Regions from separate parts of the Homo sapiens genome. Here region 2 is linked to region 1. A link is an interaction called in ENCODE POLR2A ChIA-PET data of the cell type or tissue named here. Cell type or tissue: GM12878. All regions are shown on one strand.

Region 1 (2,500 bases):
TTTAGTAGAGACGGGGTTTCATCGTGTTAGCCAGAATGGTCTCCATCTCCTGACCTCGTGATCCACCCGCCTCGGCCTCCCAACGTGCTGGAATTACAGGCGTGAGCCACCGCGCCCGGCCTTGTTTGTTTGTTTTTTAAAGACAGGGTCTCACTTTGTTGCTCAGGCTGGAGTGCAGTGGCACAATCTTGGCTCACTGCAACCTCTTCCTCCCAGGTTCAAGTGATTCTCATGCCTCAGCCACCTGAGTAGCTAGGATTACAGGCATGTACCACCACACCCAGCTAATTTTTGTATATTTAGTAGAGACAGGGTTTTGCCATGTTGGCCAGGCTAGTCTCAAACTTCTGGCCTCAAGTGATCCACCTGGCCCAGCTTCCCAAAGTGCTAGAATTACAGGTGTGAGCTACTGCACCCAGCTTACGCCACATGTTCTACTCCTGATGCTGAGGATGGAGTCAGTTTCATTAGGACCACATGGAATGAAAAGAAAATGATGGTTCACCAGGAAGAAATGGGGTACAGTTATCAGATGGAGGATGAATGGAATCTAGGCAGCAAATCTACAGATGGTCATTGCAAATTGCCATATTAATTGAATGCTCACTATGAGCCCGGCACTGTGTTAAGTACATGCATTATCTCATGTGACCTTTACGACAGCCTCATAAGGATTCTATTATTCTATTACTCCCCTACAGATGCAGAAACTGAGCTCAGAAAAGTTGAATAAGTTGTCCAAGTTTATATAGCTGAAAATTGAGTGTTTGAACCCAGGTCTGATGCAAAGTGTCAGAGAAAAACAGATCTTGAGTTAGGCTAAAATATACCTGCTAAAGCGTCTTTTGCATCATTTGCCCAATATTTTTATAATCATTGGGGAAGAGTCTGTGTAACCACAAATTTCCTTTCACACCAAGGACAAGGAAGAACAGGTTTTTATCAAGAAAAAAATCATAGTTGACATTTTTTCCCTTTAGATTTCCAAGTAAGCTTCCCAATTTTGTCAGATATCACATTATTGGCATTGAGATTAAGCAGCTATATTTCTCAGAAAGTCTCCATGCTTTTTGTCACCACTCATCTTTTTCTAACAGGCCTAGAAATTCAGCTAAATTCTGCTTGTCATGTGATTAGGAAGTGCAGAACTCCACACCATGCTCATAACCTCCTCCAGAAATGATTTACAAGAGCTCTTCTGTAGTCCTCATGATGAGGGCCTGGGGCTAGGGATCTCTGACTCCCTACTCTCTACTCCTGTGGACCAGAACCCCAATGATGTGAGATGGATGGGACAGAAGATGTGAGGCAACCAAAGAGTTGAAGAATATAAGAAGTTGCATTTCATTGCCACCACCCGCCACCAATTCCGAAATGTCAGTCCTTAGAGCATCACAGGAGAATAACCTCATATTAAACTGTATACTGTATTAAGCTTCATACTAAGCTGCAAGCGTTAGCACCACACCGACTCCTCCTTGAGAGACCCCATCCCACTACCCCTCCTCCCTAGTACACACACATCACCATCAAAGCAACTTGCATCCCAAACCCTTGAAAGATTTACTGCCAGTACTGCAGACAAATCAGTGAATACCCGGCAGTCGATTCCAAAGACAGGATGCTCATTTGCATGAGGAGTTGCATGTCATTTGCATTATATTTGCAATCCATTTGCATATCACGTCTGCCCTGTCAAAATGTACATAAATGCTTTATACTTTCACTTTTTTTATTTTCTAAAGAGGACTACGCCCCCGCATCCTGCCCAGACTGTCTGGGAAAATTACTGGTTGAGTATTCCCAGCTTAATTGTGAAGAGCCTCACGTGCCATACTGAGGCGATTTCAAACTGTGGAAGAGCCCCAAGGATGTCAGAACCTAGCTTGAGAAACTTCATTCATTCATTTATTCAACATGTCTTTATTGAACACTTACGATGTGCACTGTTGTTCTAGGTGCTGCAGATATATCTGTAAATAATGAGATGAAAATAGTTGCAGCATTAAAAGTTAAATGCTGTCATTTCAGAAAATCACTTGGCACCAACCCAATCAATACATAATACAAGTGCAAAAAAAAAAAGGCACTAAAATTTCCTGAAAGTGCTTGGTTATAAGGTCATCCGGTGTTACAGACTATGCTTATGTCGTTATTACTATTTTGTTAAGATTAATCCTGGCCGGGCATGGTGACTCAGCCTGTAATCCCAGCGCTTTGGGAGGCCAAGGTGGGAAGATTACTTGGGCTCAGAAGTTCGAGACCAGCCTAGGCAACATGGCAAAACCACGTCTCTACAAAAAATACAAAAATTAGCCAGGTGTGGCTGTGCCTGTAGTCCCAGCTACTCTGGAGACTGAGGCAGGAGGATCACTTGAGCAGGGGAGGTCAAGGCTGCAGTGAGCCATGATCCTGCTACTGCATTCCTGCCTAGGCAACAGGGCAAGACCCTGTCTCAAAAAAAAAAACAAAACAAAAGATTAATCCTGAAATTAAAACA
Region 2 (2,500 bases), 490 kb before region 1:
GTTCATCCCATTAGCATTGTGGCCACTTCAGGGCCTCTGGGATTGAGTTCTCTGGAGCCAGAACAGTTTCATAACCCCTAGAGGAGGCCAAAGTCGTCCCAGCCTTCTGGGTCCAAAGGTTCTCTCCCATGTGGCTCCTGCCTCAATAACCTACCTCCATTTTTTTTTTTTAGTTTGTTTCTGCCTCAGGCACATTTTCTCTGTAATTTTTGGAACCCAAATATAAGGGAAATCTCATTTGCTCCGTTCTGACTCATTTACAATTAAATACACTTGTTCCCATCTGTGTCTGTATACATCTGCATATATTTGCTAAAGCATCGCCCTTAATTTTGGAAAATGAGGCGGCTGGTGTTATTTTTATCCTGACTGCCAAGTTGGCTGAGAAGACCAGTGGGTGTTCACCCACCCAGTGACGACCCCTGGCCAGGCCTGTGCCTGAGGGAGGTGGTGACATTTCTCCCATGCATAGAACATGCAGACCCCTGGACAGTTGTGGCCTTCGTGATTGCTGTCTTTAGGGGTCCAGTTACCATGACTAGGCGTGTTCCTGTCCATCTCGGTGCCGAGGCTTCACTGACCACAGAGATGGGCCATGACTCTCTTGTCTTTTTTACACAGTTTCAATCTGTCACCTAGGCTGGAGTACAGTGGCACAATCATGGCTCCCTGTAGCTTCAAACTCCTGAGCTCAAACAATCCTCCTGCCTTAGCCTCCCAAGTAGCTAGAACCACAGGCATGCACCAGCATGGCTGGCTAATTTTTAAATTTTTTGTAGAGACAGAGTCTCACTATGTTGCCCAGGCTAGTCTTGAACTCCTGGCCTCAAGCAATCCTCCCACCTTGGCCTCCCAAAGCACTGGGATTCCAGGCATAAGCTACCACGCCTGGCTGAGCCTGGACTCTCCATGTCACTTTCTGGCAGCTGCTTTGACAAGCATGGGCTTTGGAGATGAGAGTGGGGGGCTGGCTGATCCTCAAGGAAGGCTTCACTGAGGAAGCAATGCCAGGTCATCACAGCCCCATCCCCTCCAAGGCCAGGAGAAGAGAAGAGATGTCTTTACTGTTCAGAAGGATGTGGTGGCATGTGTGGGCGCCTGCCTCACCTACGTACCTAAAAATACCATACTGTGGTTGTCTACCTCTTTTTTTTTTTTTAAATCGAGTTACACTGTAAAGATATTCACATTTAATGAGATGGTGGTGCCTGTCAGCACACTTAGAACCCTTTTGATATTATCATTGAATACTTTTATTTATGCCCAGGTGCTAAAATAGAACTTGGCCAACAAGAATTACAGGATGCAGAAAATAAAATGTCTACTCCTGACAATAAAAAAAAAAGTTAACATCAAAACAATACTGGAAACAACACTTACTTCCTGCTGACCTACAACCTTCTCTTGAAAATTCTGTGATGGGCAGTGCTGCTGCTGACATTGATAAATAATTCAGATTGATTCAGGGAAATGCTGGGCTTTTACATTTTTTCTGCACCACTTCCAAGATGCTAGACTCCATACTTCATGTTGAACCAACCGCACTCCTGAGAAGAGATGGCTTAGAATGATCCCAGGATTGTCCAAAGTGTCTTCCTCTTACCTGAGGTCTCTTTAGAGAACCAGTGATGCCATGGGCACTAGTCACAACTGAGGGTCCTTGTTGTACGTGGCTTTGTCTTGGGCCTATGAACTCCACAAGGGTAGAGAAGCTACCATTTCTGCCCTTAGAGAGCTTAATTCTTGGCTGATATTTCCAGTCTAAGCCTGTGGATCAATTAGCTCCTCTCCTCCCCTGGAGGGTGTGTAAGTATCTGCTTTTTCCATTCATAGCCTCTGCCCAAGAGTTCTTGACTGGTTAAAGTCTTATCCCTTGCTCAGTCTGAGTGGCTGCTACAAACACACACACACGTACTCAATCATACGCGCAGAGTCAGTAATCGTGTTTGGTGGTTGTAGATAGAGTCATCTGCTCCTTGAGCAACCAAGCCTATTGTACATGGCCCCTATGCCTAGGTTCTAGCTTGACAATGTCTCTCGTAAATTTTCCTCTTTTTCCTTACTAACTCCTAGCTGTTCCTCAAGATTTAAACACTACAATTTAAACATCACTTTCTCCAGGAAACCAGATTGCGCTGGGTGGCCCTCCTCTCCTCTCAGTCTACACAGCAGTGTTTTGTAATTGACTGGAGATGTGTGTTGATAGCCACCACTAAAGTGTATGTTTTCCATTGACAAAGGCTGTGTTTATCTTGTATTCCTTGTGCTGAATAGTGTTTGTTAAATGAAGTGGATGAATTAATGCACTCCTAAATTAGGTCAGTTTATGAAATCCGAGCTCTACAGAGTCAACTGTACCCAATTAATACTATGAGAGTAGCCAGTTTCCTGAAAAAGAAAGATATACTGGATATGTACACATAAACATCTACAGAGATGCACCCCAAAATGAAAATCTAGGGTAATGGAATAACAGGTGAATTTAATTTTCTTCTTTCTC

The links. ChIA-PET counts read pairs that join two places held together with the same protein. Peaks named below come from ENCODE experiments on the same cell type or tissue, not always from the same donor. Only the 100,000 strongest peaks of a DNase experiment are listed, where the experiment ranks them.
Region 2: POLR2A ChIA-PET joins it to region 1 with 5 read pairs; 2 of 35 experiments call an interaction of 5 or more read pairs at or near these places.

What each region holds. Positions count from the first base shown.
Region 1 is chr5:139,213,640-139,216,139 of GRCh38, forward strand. No RefSeq gene overlaps it. Among named protein-coding and RNA genes, the nearest start is that of SIL1, 17 kb to the left of the region's middle. In GM12878, no CTCF peak of the experiment used is centred here; no DNase peak of the experiment used is centred here.
Region 2 is chr5:138,725,967-138,728,466 of GRCh38, forward strand. No RefSeq gene overlaps it. Among named protein-coding and RNA genes, the nearest start is that of CTNNA1, 26 kb to the right of the region's middle. In GM12878, no CTCF peak of the experiment used is centred here; a DNase peak (open chromatin) is centred at 1,065.